Regions from separate parts of the Homo sapiens genome. Here all the other regions are linked to region 2. Evidence: chromatin contacts called from ENCODE Hi-C or POLR2A ChIA-PET data. All regions are on one chromosome and are shown on one strand. The core of a region is the stretch at or near the end of the contact, and the rest is flanking DNA. Distances in the headings are between cores, read along the strand shown.

Region 1 (3,901 bases), core at 428-2,927, 3.0 Mb before region 2:
TAGAGACGGGGTTTCACCGTTTTAGCCGGGATGGTCTCGATCTCCTGACCTCGTGATCCGCCCGCCTCGGCCTCCCAAAGTGCTAGGATTACAGGCGTGAGCCACCGCGCCCGGCCACTATTTTCTTTTTCCCTGTTTGTCCCCTAGCCCGGAGAACAGGTTCCCTTCAGACTGCCAAATATAATTTCAAAACAGTTAAAAACATGACTCTCAGTGAGCATGTGTCAAAAGATTTATTTACCGTACTGAGGGAAGCAGCAAGATGATTCTAGGAAGACAGGAAAGGAAGAATAAACACTGGCCGGCCGCGGTGGCTCACACCTGTAATTCCAGCAATTTGGGAGGCCGAGGTGGGCGGATCACCAGAGGTCTGGAGGTCAAGACCAGTCTGGCCAACATGGTAAAACCCCATCTCTACTAAAAATACAAAAATCAGCCGGGTGTGGTGGAGCAGCCTGCAGTCCCAGCTACTCGGGAGGCTGAGGCAGGAGAATCGCTTGAACCTGGGAGACGGAGGTTGCAGTGAGCCGAGATCGTGCCACTGCACTCCAGTCTGGCAACAGCGAGACTCCGTCAAAAAAAAAAAAAAAAAAAAGAAAGAAAGAAAAAGAAAAACACTGAAATAAAAGCACAAAGTTGGATACAAAACTGCTTAGTGAGCTACAAAGCGATACACTGGACAGAAAGCATTTGCAACCTATCAACCTGTACAGGGTAGCATATAACTGGACAGCATCTGGACTCCTAAGTTTTCCTAACAGTTTTACCTCGGATTCTCCCTGTCTCTCTTCGTGCTGTCATCTTTCTCTAGGTCTTCGAAAACTGTCAATCCATCTTACTGTATCTCTAATTTCTGTCCCTTTTCTCCCTTCTTGTTTCTGTCCCTCTCCCTTCTTGTCTACCTCTTGAGTCTGGATATCTGCATTTCTTGTCTCTGTGAACCCATTCTGCGTTTCCTTCTTTGTGTCTCTTTCATCTGCATCCCTTTCTGATCTGCCTCTCTCTTGCTAACTGTTCTGACACCTGTTTGCCCGGCCCTGACCCTCTGATCCACTCAGCCCTCTTATAACTTGGACCCGTGTCTCTATGTTTGTTCACTTATTTTCACTGTCTCTCCTCGCGTCGAGTCTCCGGTCCTCCCAGTCTGTGAGTCTGTCTCTCTGTCTCTCTCTCTCTTCCTCCCGCCGGTCCTTCGTCTCTCTTTGCCCTTGAGTCTCTGGTCTCTCTCCGTCTCTCCTCGCTGTTTCTATCGATCGGCATCTCTCTGCCCCAGTACCCTTCCCCACCTCTTCATCCCACATGCCCCATTGCATTTTCAACGCCCGCCGCGTCTCCGGGTTACCCAGGCGATGTCGAGTCGTGTCCCCAGGTTACCATGGAGACGTTCAGGGCCCGCCCCTCGCCCATGATCACAGAGGAACGTCATCGCGCCGCGCGCGCACGTACACACGAAGGGCCTGCTGACTACATCTGCCGGAAAGCATCGGGCCAAGCCTTTCTCCATTTTGCGGTCTAGGAAGTAGCAGAGGCCCCTTCCTGTAGGGAGTTGCCATGGAGACGCGGTGGGGCACCGACGGAGTTCTAATGACGGCCGTGATTGGTGCAGGATCCTGCTAATCTCAGGAAGGCCCGTAGAGAAGTGAGGAAAACGTGGTGGGGGGCATGCGCGATCTGGTAGGCGGTGCTGCCGTCTGTTGTACCTGAGAGGCTTGCGCATGCCGACGCACGGATTCGAGGCGGGGAGCATGGGAAGAAGCGGCCAGGAGTATGACCTGATCATTGCGACCACCGCTAGGGGAAGGGAGGAGAGGGTGTAGAAACGGGGACGAGGGTGGGGGAAGGGCAAGGAGGCGCTCGAGCTGGTGCGCGGAGCATCCTGGGAGACGTAGTCCAGCGGGAGGGGGAAGTCGAAGACTGCGCGTGCTCAGGAGCGCGGAGCGGCCCGCTGAGCGCAGAGGTGAGGGCGGGGTCCTCTTAACCGGGAGGGCTATCGTGTGGACGGGGGCGGTGGCTGCAGACTCGGGGATTCCGGCTCCCCAGTGAGACCGGAAGCGCGGGGAACGAATCCGGGCAGTCCTTGCGGGAGCGCCCAGGGCTAGAGCGAGAGGCTTGTCAATCACTACTCGTTGCCACGACGACAGGCTTTGGGAGCCCCGCCCCCGGTTGCCTAGGCGTCGTCTGGACCTACCTTGGCACCCTGGAGCGGAAGTTGCCGCCTGGACTTCTGGGAAGTGTATTTCGGGACCCTCCGTAGGTACCTGCCATCTTGGCTATGACCCAAGTCTCTCCCAGGGTTTCAGGTTGACTTGGCACCTTGAAGAGTGGAGGCTTGGCCCCCAGGATGAGGCGGCCCTCGAAATCGATGCCACCCACGGGGGAATGATTCTGCGGTGCCATCCCCTTCATAAACGCAGATTCCTTCCTAAAGCCGCAGCTGCAGAAGGAACAGCGCGAGGAGGGAGGTCAGCCCCACTTGCAAATGGGGAAACAAGTTCTCGAAGGCACAGTGATCTGAAGATGGGCGGAATCAGAGTCTCGGGACTTCCTTGCAGGCTCCTGTTCCGGCAGTCTTGGAGCCTTTGCCGCCCCCCCACCCATTGCGAAGCTCCCCCATCCCCTTCCAACCCCAGCTAAATCAGGAAGCTGAGATGGGGCATTGCGTAGTGTGATGTTGGGCTTAGAAGATGGGGCTGAGTAGGGAGAGAGGGTGCTGCCTGGGAGCTGAGCCATACAAGTGACTGCACAGGTTGACATGGAGGATTAGGTGGAGTGAGGCTTCCAAGCAGGGAGGGGAATGATGGTGGGGCCCAAATGAGGAGCCACATCGAAGTAGATGAGAGAATAGAAGGTGAAGTAAGGGCTGGCGTTGGGTAGGGGGAGACGCCAGCAGTGATGCTGATGCCCAGGCTGTAGGTGTATAGGTGCCATCCACCTGGTAAAGAGAGAGCTGTAGCGCAGGAATGAGGTTGCACATGTAGAAGAAGGGAAGGATACAGGGGAGAGAAGTGTCTTCTAGTCCTAAAAAACAGCCTGTGGGCTGGCATGGTGGAACAAACCTGTAAGTCCCAGCACTTCGGGAGGTCAAGGTAAGAGGATCATCTGCTTGAGCCCAGGAGTTCAAGAACAGCCTAGGCAACATAGTAAGATCCCATCCCTACAGAAAAATTAAGAAATTAGCCGGATGTCGTGGCACACACCTGTTGTCTCAGCTACTTGGGAGGCCGATCTCTGGAGCCCGGGAGGTCAAGTCTGCAGTGACGCATGATCTCGCCACTGCACTTCAGCCTGGGCAACTGACTGACAGCATGTCTCAAAGAAAAGAAAAAAAAGCCTGTGTTTGGAGCAGGGAGACTGTCAGAGACTTTGCACAGGCCCAAGCGGAGAGAAGACCAGGGATACAGGTGGCTAAGGGAGGGCTTCCAGCTGCATAAGTCTGTGGGTTGTAGATGGCCTTTCTTTGCCTGTTTCCTCATCTGCCTTCCACATGGGGTAGGTCTGAGGATCAAACGGTACAGCATAGACTAGGCAGTGAAGCATTCACTGTACTCCTTTTGCAACAGCCTCATCCTATTTCTTCACCAGGGGCAGACACTGGCCTCAGATACCTGACCTGGTACCCTCTATGAGGCCTGCGGTGCTGGGCTCCCCAGACCGAGCACCCCCAGAAGATGAGGGGCCTGTCATGGTGAAGCTAGAGGACTCTGAGGAGGAGGGTGAGGCTGCCTTATGGGACCCAGGCCCTGAAGCTGCACGCCTGCGTTTCCGGTGCTTCCGCTATGAGGAGGCCACAGGGCCCCAAGAGGCCCTGGCCCAGCTCCGAGAGCTGTGTCGCCAGTGGCTGCGTCCAGAGGTACGCTCCAAGGAGCAGATGCTGGAGCTGTTGGTGCTGGAGCAGTTCCTG
Region 2 (4,335 bases), core at 58-2,557:
CTTTAACAGCCACATAGACTGCTGTCCAGAGAGGAGCAACCACCTTTCCATACGGTTCGCTCCCACGGGGTAGCCTAGTCTAGGAGTCTGGTCTTTGGAACGGTGGAAAGGGGGAGACTGGTCCCCCGACCCTCCCCGTCCCCTCGCCCCGGTACTGACGCGCCCATCGGCCCCCGAGCTGCGAAGCCCAAGCGCGGGGCGGGCCCTGCGGGGGCGACGGCCAATGAGCGGCGCCGGGTAAGCGGGCGGCGGGGGCTGCCAGGAAGGGGGTCTGCGCGCGCGCGCCCGGACGGCTTCGCGGGGCGCGAGCGCGGGAGCAGGAACAGGTGTTGGAGGCGCGCTCCGGGAGCGCGCGGCCCGGCCTCCCCTACCCCCACACCCCCCCTCCCGCCTGCGCCCCCCGCCTCTCGGGTACCTCATTTGCATGTCGCCGGGGCTCGCGAGTGTGCGCGCGCGCGGGGGCAACGGGGCCGGCGCGTGGGAAGGGGAGGGGGTGAGGGGGCCCTGCCCCTCGGCGGCGGCGAGGCGGGGGCGGCGGCGCGCGGTGCCGGCCCCGCCCCTCGGAGAAGCGCCGGGCCCCTCCCTTCCTGCCCTTCCCGCCCGCCTGCGCGCCCGCGGGAAACAAAGGGGACTCGCTGGGTCCTAACGACCGGTCGCGGCCACGCCCGGAAGCCGCGCCTGCGCACCGGCGGCCCTGGTGTGTCCCCAGTGGGAAATAACCCAGCACCACATCCCCAACCACCTCGAAACGCCTTTCCTCTCACAAAGCCCACAGTCGGGTGACCCAAAGACAGATACCGAATGATGAGGAGCGGGAAAATGGCTGCCCAGTGCCCGTAATTAACATGGCACCGGACAGGCTTCGAAGCCCATGGAGTGCTAAGTGGATAAGATGGTGCCGGTCTTTTCCAGCTCTGTATTGCAGTTGGCGCACTTCGCTTTCTTTTTTTTTCCCTAGTCCAACTGTACATCCTAATCGGAGGAGTCCGAGGCTGTGAAAAAGAAATAGTATCTGCTCTCATTTACGTTAGCATCGCCTAGTGTCGCCACGGAGAAGCCCCCTCGCTCTCAGCTCCTTGCCCTTAGTCTGTATGGCGCCGTGGGTGTCCCTAAGCCCCGCCCCTTCCCGCTGCCCTCACCCAAGATGGCGCGGGCCTGGCTTCTTCAACCTCCAGGGCTGGGAAAGGAAAGGGAAAGAGGGAGAAGGGCGGGGATGAGGAAGGGGAGCCAAGAGGGCGGGAGAAAGGGGGAGTACGGCGGGGGAAGGGAGCTGAGGCGGAAGTCGAGGGGCCCCCCGGGTGGAAGTGACGCTGCCCCCGCTGCCCAAAATGTCGGCGCCCAGAGGGAGGTGTAAGTAATTAAAGAGGAAAGCCGACGGACTTCCCCGGCCTCCCGGGGCCGCCCCGGGTCTCCAGGACCAACGCTCCGTACGAGCGAGGTGGACTCGCCTGGCCCCGGGGCCTGCCCGACCTGCCCCCCAACCGGGCGCCCAGGGCTGCACCTTTTAGGGGCAGGGGGAGGGGCACAAAAGGCCGGCTCTCGGGGCCTGGGGCCTGGAGCAGACTGGGCAAGTGGGGGGGCCCGCTCCTCAGGCTGCGGGGTGGAGGAGGAGGCGGGGCCTAGTGGCTGCTGGGGCGGAGCAAGGGCTGGGAGGAGCCTGAGTTGGGCGGAGCTTAGAGTGGAAGTGGGAGGGGCGTGGAGGAGGGAGAGTCTGGATAGAAAATGGGAGGGTCTTAGGCAAAGAGGTGGGGTTTGATAAAGGGGCGTGGCTCAGAAGGAATGGTGGGTAGGCCCTGGATTGAGGGGTGGAAGGAAACTCATTGAGGCTGGTTGGGTAAAGGGAGCCCAGGAAGCAGGAGGGAGGAGTTTAGAGTAGAAGGGATGGAGTTTGTCTGGGGTGTGGCTTAGAGAAGTAGGTAGGCCTAGTGAGGGGGGTGGAGTTTAAGGGTGTAATTTGGAGGGGTTTAATGCAACTATCAGGTCTTTATAATGAATGTGGAAAGGACTTGCAGGGGATGGGAATAGACTTCGTAGAGAAGGCCTGAGAAGGTGACGGGAGTCCAGTGGAGAGTCTTAGAAAGGATGTGGCTTCTTTAAAGGAAAAATTGGGTGGAGTTTTGGAAGTGGGTCTTAGTGGACCCGAGAGGGGCTTAGATAAGTCAAATAACTTAGCAATCATGGTAGGACTTAAGGAGGAATCCAGGAGGAACTTACGGGATAATAGTCATCCAAACAGCTTACTTGTTGCGTCTTTGCTGTGCACCAGCTTAAGTGGGCACGTAGCATTTATTGCCACAATTTTACTTAATTCTCGCCACCACTCCATGAGGTAGGTACTACTATTCCCATTTTACAGATGAAGAATTTTTATTATCTGATGTTACAGGAGTAATTCTGGTCTCCCTGCAAGGATGACTCCAGTGTGCTTAGCCCCAAATCTTTGCCCTCCCATTCGCTAAGTGGTCATCCTGGAAGAGGAGTGGGAGGAGCTTAGAGGGGAGTGGGAGGGCCTTTTGGAAGGAAAAGGGCTTGGCAAAGAATACAAGATCCTTAGGGAACATTGTGGGGGACTTTGAAGGGAGTAGGTGGGACTTAAGGAAGAGTGGGAGAGGCTTAAATTACAGTGGGAGGGGCACAGAGAGCAGTGGCCGCGCATTGGCGAAGAGCGAGGAGAGGCTTAAAAACACTCCGTGGAGTGAGGAGACTATGAAGTGATTAGGAAGATTTTGCCACAGGCGTGGAGCCGCGAGAGAAGGGTTTCTAAGAGAGTAGGAGGATTTTAAAGAACAATGAGAGTGGCTTAGAGAGGTGGGCAGTGGGAGGGTCTCCCAGGGGACAGGTGGTGGGTCTGGGAACCTGGGAGGAGAGAGCTGATGGGGAGCCGACCCCCTCACCTGCTCCTCTGTCTCCCCACTACTCCAGAGAGAGCCCCCACATACCACTGTATTCCCCGCCACCATGGATGACGTCCCCGCCCCAACCCCTGCACCAGCACCGCCCGCCGCTGCCGCCCCCAGGGTCCCGTTTCACTGCAGTGAATGTGGCAAGAGCTTCCGCTACCGCTCAGACCTGCGGCGCCACTTTGCCCGGCACACAGCGCTCAAGCCCCACGCATGTCCGCGCTGCGGCAAGGGTTTCAAGCACAGCTTCAACCTAGCCAACCACCTGCGCTCGCACACCGGGGAGCGGCCCTACCGCTGCTCTGCCTGCCCCAAGGGGTTCCGCGACTCCACCGGCCTGCTGCACCACCAGGTGAGTCCCACAGGCCGGCCCTAGGCTGGCCTCCCTGGTCAGGACTACGGTGGGATCCCGCGCCCCACTGTACTCTGGGCAAAAGGAAGCTGGCCCAAGGCCTAGGCGCCCGCCTCCTCCCATTAGAAAATGTCCCTCCCTCCCTACCAAAGCACCCTGACCCTTGAAAGCATGCGCTATTTCTCATTCAGTCACCAGCAACCCACGAACTGGAACATTCATAGTAAATTTCCCCATCTATAGGCTCCTGCCCGCCCCATCTCCCTGCCAATACCCCGCGTGCACGCACCAGCATCTGCAATCTAGTGTTTATCCTTTCCTTCCTTACCGTTTTAAGACTTAGGTTTATCAGGTGTATACTTAATTCCTTTATTCATTGATTATCAGTTATATACTTAATTCCTTTATTCATTGACTATCAGCTTTCCCTGCACCAAACGGCTGTGTTGCCAAGGCAAAAGCAAATTCCATGCCTTCAGAAAACTTACTTTCTTTTGGAGGTGGTCAGTAGCCAAGTAGACAAGAAGCAAGAAAGCAAGTATGCTGGCAAGAATGTTCTGGAAAAAGATAGGAGGGAAATTTTAAGAAACAAAAAAATACTGGCCAGGCGCAGTGGCTCACACCTGTAATCCCAGCACTTTGGGAGGCCGAGGTGGGCAGATCATGAGGTCAAGAGATCGAGACCATCCTGGACAACATGGTGAAACTCTGTCTCTACTAAAAATACAAAAATTAGCCAGGCGTGTTGGCATGCACCTGTAATCCCAGCTACTTGGGAGGCTGAGGCAGGAGAATCGCCTGGACCCGGGAGGCAGAGGTTGCAGTGAGGTGAGATTGCACCATTGCACTCTAACCTGGGCGACAGAGCGAGACTCAGTCTCCAAACAAACAAACAAACAAAAAATACAAATCAATGTGTGAGAGTAAAGAGAGGAGAGCTATGGGCTACTTCAGACAGGTGGGGAAGGTTAGGGCAGGTGATACCTGAGCCAACCTGCAGTGTGAGGAATCCTCCCTGGGAAGAGCATTCCAGGCAGCAGGAACAGCAAGTGCAAAGGCCCTGAGGAAGGAAGGAGTGTGCTG
Region 3 (4,327 bases), core at 1,823-4,322, 2.9 Mb before region 2:
CCATCCTGCTCAGAGGGCAGGTTTGGCAGCATCACAGGGACCTGAGTGACTTTATCGAGGAATGAACTCCCTGATTGGGGGTCAGCCCTCCTTGCTGCCTGAGTCCCATCATCTGGGGCTTTGCTGGGTTGGGAAAAATAATCCTGAGGGACAAGCTGTGGCAAGTCCAGGGGCAGGAAGGCGGCAGCTGTGAGGAGCCACAGCTAGAGATGGTGCTGGCTGGAGGTGAGGACACTGGGAAGTGCAGCCTACCCACCCTGCCTCACTTTCTGACTGTGCCATGGGGCTGTGGAGGGAGCCTGGAAGGACTTCTTAGCCTCGAAACACATCTCAACCAGCAATGTTGCTGCTGAAGCTCCCCAGTGGAGTTGTTAGAGGAGCCGGGAGAGGAAAAGACCTTGCTACCCACACTTGGGAACCAAGCGATCCAGGTAGAAGAGGCCTCAAGCTGAGCTTCCAGGCCTAACAGGTGGCCTCTGAAGAAACCCCTAGGAGAGAAGGGACTTCGGGCATTTCCCAGGGAGAGTGTCTCCATCTGGTCTCAGGTGTGGGGGGAGTCCTGCCACAGCTGGTCATCTTCTCCCCTCCCCAGCTACACACAAAAGTTCAAATCCCCAGGTCTGGCTCAGGACCTCTGGGAGCAGCAAACCTCCCAGCTGACTTCTCTGGAGGTGAGGAAGCCAAGCCCACTAGTTCCAGCCACTCTAAACTGGGTTTCCATGGCTTGAGGCCCAAATCCTTTTTTTTTTTTTTGTTTTTGACACACAATTTTGCTCTTGTTGACCAGGCTGGAGCGCAGTGGCACAATCTCGGCTCACTGCATCCTCTGCCTCCTGGGTTCAAGCAATTGTCCTGCCTCACCCTCCCTAGTAGCTGGGATTACAGGCGCCTGCCACCACTTCTGGCTAATTTTTGTATCTTTAGTAGATACAGGGTTTCACCACATTGGTCAGGCTGGTCTCGAGCTCCTGACCTCAGGTGATCCGCTCACCTCAGCCTCCCAAAGTGCTAGGATTACAGGTGTAAGCCACCATGTCCAGCCCCAAATCCTTTTCAATAATAGATCACCAGTCTGTCCCTCTGCCCCAGGTCCTGTGGAGGGGTACAGCTTTTACAGACTCCACTTCTGGGAAGCAAAGAGCCACTAGTCAAGGAGCCTGGAAAACCACCAGGCAGAGGGCAGCCATGGGGACAGTCCCTTCTCACACCTGGGGCCTATACTTCCCACTTGGGGCTGCTCACCTGAATCCTGGGTGGGTGGAAGGATGTGGAGGCTGGTTCTTGGTGTCCATGGTTCCCCTCAGGGGACTGTGCTGCAAGTGGAGGGCTGGAGGGTGCTGAAAAGTGGGGCAGATGGAAGGGTGGTGTCAGGGGCTGCCCACATGAGCCATGGCAGATGAGGAGCTCCTCTGCTGTGTGACATGGCACGTAGCCAGCCCTTGGCTCCTGCCTCCCAGGTCCCCATCCCAGACAGGGACATCCACATTCACTTCAGGAGTCCCAGCCTTGACACACCTCTCCTGGGACTCCCACCCTAGCCAGGAATGTCCACACTTCCTCCAGGAGTCCCTCATCTCTGGTGGGACCCCAACCTCACCCACTTCCTGTCCATCGACATTGGGCTCCTCCTTCACACTGCAGCTGAGCTGGACAGACCCCTCTATTCTGGTGTCCTGGGGACCTTCCCCAGGGGACTCCACTGTCCCTGAGGGGTGGGGGCTCCCAAGTGGTTCCTCTGTCTTCTGGGCTGCAGGGAGCACCTCCTGCTTCAGGACATGGGCTGTGATCTGAGGAGAAGAGGTAGGTCACAATGGCTCTAGCCAGGGTCTATCCCTCCAAGAAGCTGATGCCAGCCACACTCACCCAGCCCAACAGTTGCCCAGGGTCATGCTGCAGTCCTTCGACTAGGGCAGCGGCCTCCTCAGGACTGCCTGGCCGCTGACCGCGCACCCAGGCCTGGATCTCGGGAGGCAGTGTGCCCAGGAACTGCTCCAGCACCAGCATCTCCAGCATCTGCTCCTTGGAGTGTGCCTCAGGCTGCAGCCACTGGCAACACAGCTCACGCAGCCGGGCCAGGGCTTCTCGGGGACCTGCCACCTCCTGGTAGCAGAACCCTCGGAAGCGGAGGCGGGCAGTCTCAGGCTCCTCAAGGGTGGTCTCTGGGTCCATGACGGGCAGGCATGGGGGACCCAGAGGGGATGGCATTCTTGCTCAAGGGGGTGGTCTTGGAATCGTCAAGATGGGCCTACAGAAAAGGAAGGGTCGGAATGTCAGCCAAGAGAATCTGGCCAGGGGAAGGCAGACACCAGGCTCAGCCCAGGGGGCTGAGACCAGGACCAAGTGTACTCTGAGGCCAGAAGAGATAAGGCCAAGAAAGCTTCATGGAAGGAGGAGGGTCACAGGACCCAAACAATGATGGCAAATGAGAGCAGGAGGAAGCCTCAGGGACAAATGCTTGGACGCAAGGTGTCCAGGGAGCTTCCTGGAAATTGCAAACAGTTGGGTCCAGCAGGGGACTGCTGGGAGATGACGCTAAAGAGGTGGAGAAAGACAGTCATCACAGAGTTCCAGCGCCAGGCTGAGGAGCCACAGTGTCTAGCCGAGGTGCGAGGAGAGTGGACCAGGGTGGGCGGGTAGAAGGTGGGGCCAGGCTGTAATGTACGGGGACGAGTCGCCCTCCACAATCTCGGGGAGGTTGACTGGGTGGGACCTCCTTTAGGAATGGCTCTGGGGAGGGGGCACGTGGACATCGTGCTCGCTGACCACAGCGAGCCGTGGGCGACTCACACTGCCGGGGCCCGTGCATGTGAAAACGAAAAGCAAAGGCCAAGAAAAACGGGGCCAAAGCTCCACGTTGCGCGGAGTCGAGGGATGGCCACAGCATCCCGGCCCTGAAGGTCTGCAGTGAAAGACGCCCACCTGGACGGGCCTGAGAGACCAGGCCTGACACCCGGCCTATCCGAGGGATGCTCGAACTTCGGGATCTGTCCCCAAAAGGGGAAGGCAAGAGGGAGGCGTTCCAAGAGGACTTGCCAGGCCCGGCCCCCCGGAACGGCGTTGAGGGTAGGAAAGGCCTGAGCGAAGGCTGAGGTGACGCGCGCGGCCTGTCGGGAAGTGGGCGGGCCCTCCAGGGCGCCGACAGCAGGAGCCGTTCAGGCCCCAGAGGGCGACCCCAAGCCCTCCCACGGGGTGGAAAGGCTGCGCCCACTCTGGCAGCCTGCGCTCACCTCAACCCGGAGCGGTTGCTTGGAGGCCGCTTCCCGGATGTGGCGCCGCACAACGCGGGGCGCCTCAGCCGGGTGTTGCCCCGGCGACGCCGCGCTGACCAATCTCTCGCCTGCACCGAAGGCACCGCCCATGCCCTTTGAACTACATTTCCCATGAGCATCAGCAAGACAGGCGCGACCGTGACCCGCTGACCCGCATTTGCAGCAGCCTCTGACGCCTGAGAGGCGCTCTGTTCCTCTAGGAGGTACGGCAGAGTCCCAGGGTTATATGGTCTCCCTCCGCTCTGAGAGCAGCTCTTCCCGGGTTATAAACTTGCGCGTCTGTACAGTGGGCCGGTTTCTATTGGCAGGTGAGGGGAGGGGGTTTTGCCCAATCAGAGGTGGCGCTTGCTTGGCCCCGCCGCCCCCACGCCATTCCCCGGGCCAGCCCCTAGATAACGCTAGGGCATATCCGCCCGCCTCCAGCTGTTCCCGTGGCAACGTTCAGGAGCGTTGCCTCGACTTCCGAAGAGGCTGGAAGTGGCGGCCCAGTGGTTTCCTAGGTCGAGTAGTTCGCTGGGACTCGCTTCCAAGTGGACCCGGGAGAGGCGGTGGTGTAGAAGACCACCCTGAGCCTGGGCTTTCTCCCGCCAGGAGGGTGCGAGGGCCATCTTTGACCTCTGTTAAGCGCCCTAAGGAGGTACCGACGGTTGTGACCGCAGTCTCTGACGTCTTCAGATGTCAGTCCTACAAAGTCGGGGGTGGAGGTTTCCCTCCAGGCTGATCGGACATGCTCAACCGTTTATTTACCTTTGAATTTGGGGAGCAGAACTAGCCAGGGTGACACTAGTTTCTCCCAATAAGCAGTGTTACAGTTTTCTAAATCTGTGGGGTCAGTTTTGCTTCCACACTTAAAAGTGGCCGAGCCATTACTTAGTCAGTCCTAAATTACACCGCCTGTTTTGGTTTCTTTGGATACCTGGGAATCCCTGCTGCCTGCTCTGGATGAAGAGCAGTGGTCTTGATCACCGATTGGAAGCACCGAGCATGTGCGTGGATGAGACTTGTCAACTCGGAGCTTTCCAACGGCCTCCTCAGGTTGTTTTTGGGGATGAGGTGCT

What was found. Hi-C counts contacts between places; a loop is a spot of excess contacts on that map. ChIA-PET counts read pairs that join two places held with the same protein, here RNA polymerase II (POLR2A). Pooled maps may share reads with other maps.
Region 1: a pooled map shows a loop between it and region 2 (9-fold over the local background). The contact joins the promoter of MZF1 here to the promoter of FIZ1 in region 2. A Hi-C loop is called at or near these places in 6 of 50 pooled maps. POLR2A ChIA-PET finds 5 or more read pairs at or near these places in 2 of 52 experiments (HEK293T and activated CD4-positive, alpha-beta T cell).
Region 3: a pooled map shows a loop between it and region 2 (10-fold over the local background). The contact joins the promoter of ZNF446 here to the promoter of FIZ1 in region 2. A Hi-C loop is called at or near these places in 1 of 37 single-sample maps with no recorded cell type and 5 of 50 pooled maps. POLR2A ChIA-PET finds 5 or more read pairs at or near these places in 2 of 52 experiments (GM12878 and activated T-cell).

The regions. Positions count from the first base shown.
Region 1 is chr19:58,571,111-58,575,011 of GRCh38, reverse strand. MZF1 (myeloid zinc finger 1) reads left to right here and starts at 1,677. Exons shown (of 6, transcript NM_198055.2): 1 at 1,677-1,957; 2 at 3,583-3,901. The coding sequence starts at 3,623. It overlaps MZF1-AS1 (MZF1 antisense RNA 1), which reads right to left. Exons shown (of 6, transcript NR_027334.2): 4 at 3,057-3,154; 5 at 2,189-2,434; 6 at 215-2,095. RefSeq lists enhancers at 1,303-1,732, 1,793-1,882, 1,251-2,110, 2,111-2,972.
Region 2 is chr19:55,596,489-55,600,823 of GRCh38, reverse strand. It overlaps FIZ1 (FLT3 interacting zinc finger 1), which reads left to right and starts at 1,307. Exons shown (of 3, transcript NM_032836.3): 1 at 1,307-1,350; 2 at 2,923-3,252. The coding sequence starts at 2,959. ZNF524 (zinc finger protein 524) reads right to left here and starts at 536. Exons shown (of 2, transcript NM_153219.4): 1 at 416-536. RefSeq lists silencers at 31-580, 1,291-1,710 and enhancers at 188-1,061, 1,062-1,936.
Region 3 is chr19:58,475,097-58,479,423 of GRCh38, reverse strand. It overlaps ZNF446 (zinc finger protein 446), which reads right to left and starts at 3,072. Exons shown (of 7, transcript NM_017908.4): 1 at 2,920-3,072; 2 at 1,864-2,245; 3 at 1,598-1,787; 4 at 1,243-1,337. The coding sequence starts at 2,205. It overlaps ZNF324 (zinc finger protein 324), which reads right to left. Exons shown (of 4, transcript NM_014347.3): 4 at 3,988-4,327. RefSeq lists enhancers at 2,814-3,013, 3,168-3,462, 3,284-3,533, 3,774-3,833, 3,894-3,983.